Linked DNA regions of Homo sapiens: region 1 is linked to region 2. Evidence: chromatin contacts called from ENCODE Hi-C data. All regions are on one chromosome and are shown on one strand. The core of a region is the stretch at or near the end of the contact, and the rest is flanking DNA. Distances in the headings are between cores, read along the strand shown.

Region 1 (4,108 bases), core at 1,124-3,623, 71 kb before region 2:
TGTGGGTTGGCCACACTATGACTGACCTCGGTGTGGAGCAAGGGGTAAGACTGTGACTTCTGCTCCTGAATTTGCTGCCCAAAACTGGGAAGCAAGACAGTAAATTTTTCCATCATCAGGAAGGAGTGAGTTGGGACTCTGGGGTGAGGGACTGACCAGCTGCAGTCACAACTGCAGTCACAACTGAGGGGGTCCGAAGGCTGGATGGCCGTGAGGCCTGGGATTGGAGAGCCAGGCAGAGTGCAAAGGACATAGGTCAGGGCAATGCAGGGGAAGCGCAGAAAGGCAGGGGAAGCGCAGAAAGACAGGAGGGTTCTGAGACCGATGTAACCAAGCCTGCCCAGAGCAAGTGAGGAAGAACCGCCAGGGAAGAAAATGCAACAACCTGCGCTCACCTGTGCTCAGCTGTGCTTACCTGAAACAAGCACAGTGGCTGCCACTTACCGAGCTTTGCCAAAGCTGGGGCACCTGCTTTAAGTGCATGCAATGAAGTCCTGACCACAAGCCCCTGATGCAGGAACTATTAATAATTTTCCCACTTCAAAGGCAAGGAAACTGAGATTCAAAGAGATTAAGCATTGTGTCCAGAGCCCAGTGCTGGGCGGCAGTGCTGGGTTCTATCCCCAAGATCCCCCTTCCAGGGACCCAGCTTCATTCAACTGTCAGCCTAGGAACTCCTGACCAGGGGACTTCATTCACCTGGACATAATGAGAGAGTGGATGTGCAAACCTTTTCCAAAAGGTGCTAGAAGGACTCACTGTTTCTATTGATTCCTCGGAGACAAGGAAATGGGGGGAAAGAAAAAATTTTTACCCCTCTAAATATTTTACTTGTTGAAGTATGCCTTTCATTTTTGTTATTAAAATCTTTACCCTATTTTTTAAAAAGGAAAAGGGTTGCTTCATGTCATAAATCTCACTTCTTAAAAATTCTCTGTATTTATTTATAAAATAATTCTTTTTTTTTTGAGACAGAGTCTCGTTCCATCGCCCAGGCTGGAATGCAGTGGTACGATCTCGGCTCACTGCAACCTCTGCCTCCCAGATTCAAGTGATTCTCCTGCCTCAGCCTCCTGAGTCGCTGAGATTACGGGCACCCGCCACCACGCCCGGCTAATTTTTGTATTTTTAGTAGAGACAGGGTTTCACCATGTTGGCCAGGCAGGTCTTGAACTCCTGACCTCAAATGATCCACCCATCTCGGCCTCCCAAAGTGTTGGGATTACAAGTGTGAGCCACCGCACCCGGCCTTATAACATAACTCTTGATGTTGAATTATTGCAGCCATGAGCTGCCTGATTAATTAACTCCTCTAATTTTACTGGTCTAGGGAATTAGAATTGGAAAGATTAATTAACAAAAATAAATTAAAGCAAGCTCTTAGAAGACATTAGTGGATCTACAAGGGCAGGGGAAAGAAGTTTTTTGAAGTTTTTCCTGTTTTTGACTATCATCTTTAGCACTGATTGCTGCTTTCTGTGGTCTAATCATTAGGTGAGCAAGATTGGCATCAAATTATTTGAACAAAATTCTACAGGATAAATTGTTTTAAAAGCCATTTTCCAAATTAAAGTGATTACATATATATGTGTCTGTCTACCTATATACGTTCAGAGAGACAGAAAGAAATTAGCCACTATATATCTCCAAGGGGAGAATCATGTTGGGAGGGCTTTTATTTTCTGGAACCTATATTTCTGTAATGTTTGACATTTTACAATAAGCTTATATTGCTCTTGTAGTCAGAAGAAGGGGGAAAAGAAGCAATGAAGATTTACATGAAAACAAAAGTTAAACTGTTTCTAAAACAAAGAAAAATGAATTGATCAGGCTTGGGCCCCTCCACCCTCTAAACTCAGAGCTCCTTATCTAAGGAATAGGAGAGAGGGAGGACAGAAAGGTTCCAGTGATTCTATGGGTTCCCAATTGTGTTCCTCAGGTCCAAGGGCTCCTAGGTCTCTGCCTAGCCCAGATTCCATTTGAACAATGGGTTTCAAATAACCCAGCCCCACGGGGTCTCCAGGATTCAGTCCAAAAATGGGGGTCTGCGGAGTGGGAGGAGGAGGGGCGGGGAATCAAGGGATTCTGAACTCTCTTGCAGGGCAGTGATCTAAGGATTTGGGGGTCATAGAACAAGAGGGCCAAGCCCCATGTCAGCCCTTTCTAGTGGCTTGCTGTCCCCTCCCTGCCCCTTCTCACACTCCGAGGACAGAATTGGCTCAGAGGAAGAGGCTTTCACAGGAACAAGTCTTGCATAACAAGCCCTGCTCCTCCGGGATCTATAATTGATGAGGGCGCCGGGGCGAGAACCTTGGGCTGGACCTGCCAAGTGCGGGGGCAGACTGAGGACTTACAGAAGGTGGTAAACAAGACCAGCCCTGGGCCTCCCATTCACACCAGGAGCCAGCGCCTTTCAGGACAGAAGCCCCAAATCTGGGCCCAGCTGGAGCTTTCCTCGAGTGTGATCCAAGAACATCCTGGAAAATCATCGGGGGGCCGGGGAACCTGGCTATCCAAGTAGATCCCAGGCCATATCCGAGCGAGGATCAAAGATCAGGGAGCCTCCAAATGTCTACTCTGAACCAGGTCTGTGCTAGGCCCTTCACACCTGGGTTTGCACACTAGTCCAATCACTTACTAGCTGTGTGACCTTGGAAAAGTTGCTTAACATCTCTGTGCCTTAGTAGCCTCATTTATAAAATGGTGCTAACAGATACCCTACCTGTTAGGGTAAAATGAGTTAAATGAGTAAAGCACCCAGAAGAGTCCCTGACACACAGAAAGTAATAGATAAGTGTTCAATGACAAGCACCTTTTACTAGCTGTGTGAACTTAGGCAAGTTAGTTTGCTCCTCTGAGCCTCAGCTTCCTCGTCTATGAAATGGAGCATTACCATCCACCCTAAAGGCTACAGTGAGAATTAAATGAGATCTTGTAGTCAAGGCTTAACACACGGTAAGGGTTATTATCATCCTTGTTTATTCCTAAAAATCCGGGAGCCTATGACCTGCTCTGCAACATTCTCTGACCTGGAAAATCACCCTTTCTGTGTATATGAGAACTCTCATATTTGTAACCATGTTAGACTGTCAGGTTATGCCCTAAGAAACAGTGACTAGGACAAGATAGATTAGCAAACACCTACTCATCTATCTCATCCCTGAACCCCTCTCAGAGCTGAGCACTCCCTGGGATCCCACATCACCCCACCTGGAGGCAATGGATTAACTCTTCGTGAGCCTGCCAGTCTCCCCAACTCCTCAGAACACTCTCAAGGGCAGGGACCCACCTTCTTCACTTGGGCACCCCAGCACCCATCACAGGGCCTGGCAGAGTTAAGGGAACACAATCCTGGTTTGAATATAGTTATGTGACCTCTCTGAGCCTCCAGTCTCATCTGTAAAATGGAATGGGAATTACTTACCTCCCAGGACAGTTGTGAGGCTGAAACGAGATAACCTACATTCCCAGTACCATATCTGCCATAGTGTAGCAACAATGAGCTGGTGCTGCTGTTATTGAGGCTCAGTAAATATTTGCTGAATGAATGATGAATGGAGGATGATTGAGAACACCCGCCCAAAGATACAAGACTTGCCCAAAGTCTCACAGCAGTTACAGAAGGTAGCCTTCCAACCTGAATCCCAATCTCTGTGATTCCTGGGCAAGTGTTCGTTCCATTTCTTGCTCCAGAAGTTGCAAAAAGACCTGGTCCTTCTCCAGCTCAGGGGACTGGCTCCCAAACTTCTCACCTCTCCTTCTGCAAGGTATCAAGGCCCCAGAAAGGGCTGTGGGAAGAAGGCAGAGCTGGACACCTCAGCAGGAGGAGCTCAGTGCAAGGGCACAAGGGGCTCCAGGGAATCCAGCCCAGCCCTGCCCAGCCCTGGACTGTGAGTTCCCAGGACACACCCTGCCCATTGCTATCTGAGTCTCACTGGCACTTTCCCATCATTCAATCTCTTATGCCTCACCAGGGCAGACAAGGTCACCACTCCATTGACATAGATGATCCTGAGGTCCAGAGAGGAACAGTGACTTCTCTAAGGTCACACAGCACATCAGCAGCACAGACAGGCTTGGACCCTACCCTAGGACCCTGGTCATTAGA
Region 2 (4,592 bases), core at 1,783-4,282:
ATTCTTTTTGTAGAGACAGGGTCTCACTATGTTGCCTAAGCTGGTCTTGAACCCCTGGGCTCAAGTGATCCTCCCTCCTCGGCCTCCCAAAGTGTTGTGATTACAGGCATGAGACATCACCCCTAGCCTAGCAGATGATTTTGACTGCCTACTTGCTCTTTCTTATACAATAAATAGATGAGCAAAAGAAATTTCCTTTTCCTGTTTATTACATATGCATTGAGATTCCTGTGTCTTACAGCTCTCCCTCTCTGAGCAACACACAAAATCCTGCAACTTTTGCACAGCTGATATTTATCTGATAGCAGTGAAAAGCCTTGTCTTTGGTGACCTTTACTGAGTTTCCATGCAGAAGAATCACATGACTAAAATCATTAATAGAGTGGTTGCTTGGGGTACAACAAAAGAAGAAAGAAAAACCTATAGCCATTCTACATTCTGACATGTGAACAGTGGTTTAAGTTTCTAAAGTGTTTACCAGATGCTGAAGGCAAGGTGAGAAGCAAAGGCTCTCATGTTTGTGGATATTTTAATCTCTGTTAGGAAGCAGCCTTTGGAAAATCCCTGATTTGGTTCTGCTTTCGGACCTACCTCTGCCTTTTCAGGGTAATGTTGTGGCACAGGTGGTGGCACTTAGAAGTTTTGGAGTTTTATTCCTGCTCCTTCCTGATGCAAGCCCTGAGCTGTCTTCTATGCAGTTGTGCCTTATTGACTGTTTGGTCTCTCTGTTCTTTGTTACTCAGGTGCAATAGCAACTTCCCTACTCCATGCATTCTACCTTTCAAATTGTGTAAATTTCTTTTCTTTTTTTCTCTTAGGGTGTAGGGTACGGGGGAAGTCAGTATAATTTTAATGTAGAAAATGTGATATTTGGATATAAATGAAAATACATGTTGGCCGGGCATGGTGGCTCATGCCTGTAATCCAGGCACTTTGGGAGGCTGAGGCGGGCAGATCACGAGGTCAGGAGTTCGAGACCAGCCAACGTGGTGAAACCCTGTCTCTATTAAAAATACAAAAATTTGCCGGCCGTGGTAGCGTGTATCAGTAGTCCCAGCTACTTGGGAGGCTGAGGCAGGAGAATTGCTTGAACCCAGAAGGTGGAGGCTGCAGTAAGCCGAGATCGCACCACTGCACTCCAGCCTAGGCAACACAGCAAGACTCTGTCTTGGGGAAAAAACAAACAAACAAACAACAATAACAACAACATGTTAAATAATGGAAAAAGAAAAAAAAGAGAGAATTAGAGTGAGGCAGCCACAAACCAAGAAACACCTGTGGCTGCCAGGTGCTAGGAGTGCGGTCTGGAGAACAGCTCCTTCCATTGCCTCTTCAGAGGGAATGTGGTCCTGTGGACACCTTGATTTCAGATTTCAGGCATCCAGAGTGTGAGACAATACATTTCTGTTGTTTTAAGCCACCCAGTTCATGATACTTTGTTATGGCAGTCCTAGAAAACTCATTCAGACCCTCAAGGAAATAAGAGCTATTTGGAATATGTGGCCGAGACTGCTAGGTGTTCACCAAAAGGCTTTCCATTCTACTTTTTTGCCTAAGTATAATAGGAGCCAGGCACATGGCTGTCCCCCTAGACTGTCTTTGCCAGCCTTGCTTGTGTTTAGGGTGGCCAGGTGCCTGAATTCTCACCAGGGGAATGAAGTGGGAGTCACGTGTCATTTCCGGGCCTGGGTTCTAAGATAACCAGCAAGCTTTCTCCACTGTCTTCTTTCCCACCAGCCAGAACCCAGCTGCACCGATGCAGAAGAGAACACTGCCCTGGGGAAGAATGAGCGACAAAGAACCAAAGCTGCCCTTCTGCTCTGGGCCACTCACCTCAAGGGGAAATAGGCTACTCTAGTTTGCCTTTTTATTACAGGAGCTTAGCTTTTCCTCCAAGTGATCCATGATTCTTGAGCTGGACAGGGAGAGAGGCACTGAGAATCCTAATTGTCTTCCAGAATAGGAACGACCAGCCCTTGGAAGACAGTGGCTAAGCACATAATCTCTTTGGGTAATCTGGGACTTTGGACAAGCTGAAGCTAAAATTCTCAGCCACCTAAAAGGGAGATGAAAGATGTGGAAACCAGTAGGGTGGCTGCTTCTGAAAGCATCAGGTATCTTGATTTAGGATAAGGACAAGCTCACGTCTTGAGATGTTTGCCACAAGGCACAAAGTGAAACTCACGACTTTTCTCTGGCCAGATGGAAACTGTTCACTGGGGCCATGGGTGCGAGATTGCTAAAGCCAAACTCGGATTCGGGGAGTTGCTGAATTTCAGTGACAGCCAACGGCATGACTTTGCCAGGTTTCCTTTAGGAAAGGATGGTGATATCTGGGGCTTGCGAGAGAACTTGGAGAATTCCTACCCACTAACCATCTTGGTCTGCAGCCTTTCCTCTGCGCCTCCCTCTCATGGAGAAGGAAGGAAGCTAACACTCTTCCTTCTGCCCCACACCTCCCTGTTTCTCAGCTGGGAACTAACTCCATCTGGAACAGCCAAATTGTTCTCATGGCAATGTCCTACATTTATTTATTTAACTATTTAATTTATTTGTTTAGAGACGGGGTCTCACACTGTTGCTCAGTCTAGTGTATGGTGATGCAATCATAGCTCACTGCAGACTTTAACTCCTGGGCTTAAGCGATCTTCCAGCCTTGGCCTCCCAAAGTGCTCGGATTACAGGTATGAGGCACCATGCCCAACCCTACATTTATTTTTTATCTGGATTTGCTTTCCCTGCCCTTCGTGCCTCCACCAGCACCACAGCCTGAGGGCTTATAGAAGCTTTTACCTAGTCATCGTATGTCACACGATGCTCCCTCTTATCAAGGAATTCACTTCATGGCAAAAGTGGCAGTGACTTAAGGCCTGTGGGATTCACTCTTCACCTAACAGACCCCACCCATGACCCAGGAGCAGCTGGCTCCTATAGCACAGTAGAATGGCCTTGTGGAGGCTCACAGTGCCCATGGGGAGATAACTGCTTGCTCCCCTCCGGAAGGGATCGGTGCTGTGAGTCAGCATCCCATATGTGATGCCATTTCCTGTGTCTCTCTATTACTTTTCAAGATGTAGCAGTGAGGCAGGCACTGCAAAGTGTCTCCCAATAGCCTTTCTTACTAGAAGTAGTAGAATTTAGAGCTGGGTGCATGGCCACCCAAAATCAAGATACCATTTTCCAGTCTCCCTTGCAGCTAGGCACGGCCGTGAGATACATATTAACCAATGGAATACAAGAAGAAGCCACATGTGGTGGCTTTAAATAACCTTCTACAGGAGAAAGCACCCTTTGTGTTTGCATCCCTTCCTCTGTCCTATTGCCTGAAGTGTCATCTTGACCCACGAGGCTTAGGTCATGCATTGCATAAAAAAAGCATAAAGAACCAGGGTCCCTGACATCTTAGAGCACTATTCCAGTCTGGATCACTTACCCAGACTTTTGTGAGAGAAAGAAACTTTCGATTTGTTCAAGGCATTATTGTCTGGGGTTTTCTGTTGCTCAGTGAAGGCAAACTGAATTCCAATCGAAACAATTGCTTCAGGAACGAAGGGGTGGAATTGCTCAAGGTGACACCTAACATCTGCTCTCCAAATGTTAGACTTCCTGTCCTGAGACTCTAGGCCTTGCTAGCTATAGGTTTTAGGGTCTCTTTTGGCTATCTGTTGCTGTACAACAAACCACTCCAAAACTTTGTGGCTTTAAATAGTAAAATATTGTTATCTCTCATGGTTCTATGAGTTGGCTGGGCTCAGCTCAGTGGTTCTTGCTTGGAGTCTCTTACGAGGTTGCAGCCAGTTGCTAGGTGGGGTTGGAACCATCTGAAGGTTTAACTGGACTGGACATCAAAGATGGCATCTTTATTTGACCTCCTGTGCCTCAGTGGTCTTATTCTGTGTGCCTGGCAGAATAGCCTGGATATTTATTTATTTATTTATTTATTTAGATGGAGTCTCGCTCTGTCACCCAGGCTAGAGTGCAGTGGCGTGATCTCAGCTCACTGCAACCTCCACCTCCTGGGTTCAAGAGATTCTCCTGCCTCAGCCTCCTGAATAGCTGGGATTACAGGTGCATGCTACCACGCCCGACTAATTTTTTGTATTTTTAGTAGAGACGGGGTTTCACCATGTTAATCAGGCTGGTCTTGAACTCCTGACCTTGTGATCCACCTGCCTCAGTCTCCCTAAGTATTGGGATTACAGGCATGAGCCACCGCGCCTGGCTTGCCTGGACTTCTTATGTGGCAGCTCTGGGCTCCAAGAGGGAGGAAGAGGAGGTTGTTAGTCTTATTAAAGGCCTACCTCAGAGCTGACAGAGAGCATCACTTCTACCACATATTGTTGGTTAAGCAGTCTCAGGCCAACCCAGTATTCAAGGGCTGAGGAAACACATTTCACCTCTCAACAGAGAAGTGATAGGGAATTTGTAGCCGTCTTTAATCCACCACAAAGCCCAAGGGATGAAAACTTCTATCAGGGGACTCAACAATGGTTCCTCTGAATTGTAAGCTGAGAGTGCCATCGAGCCACTTTGTCTCCTCAGCCACAAAGCAAACATCAAGGAAAGCGGAGGTTCTTGAAAGGAAGTACCCA

The links. Hi-C counts contacts between places; a loop is a spot of excess contacts on that map. Pooled maps may share reads with other maps.
Region 1: a map of HepG2 shows a loop between it and region 2 (9-fold over the local background). The contact joins two enhancer-like sites. A Hi-C loop is called at or near these places in 14 of 168 maps with a recorded cell type or tissue (HepG2, aorta, heart left ventricle and 5 more) and 1 of 50 pooled maps.

Annotation. Positions count from the first base shown.
Region 1 is chr9:121,304,041-121,308,148 of GRCh38, reverse strand. The region is part of intron 4 of GSN (gelsolin); the gene reads right to left. Among named protein-coding and RNA genes, the nearest start is that of GSN-AS1, 21 kb to the right of the region's middle. Within about 2 kb of position 2,373, at least 13 of the 41 ENCODE cell types and tissues checked have a DNase peak (open chromatin) inside an H3K27ac peak, as active enhancers do.
Region 2 is chr9:121,232,816-121,237,407 of GRCh38, reverse strand. It overlaps a transcript of GSN not described here. Among named protein-coding and RNA genes, the nearest start is that of GSN, 33 kb to the left of the region's middle. Within about 2 kb of position 3,032, at least 4 of the 41 ENCODE cell types and tissues checked have a DNase peak (open chromatin) inside an H3K27ac peak, as active enhancers do.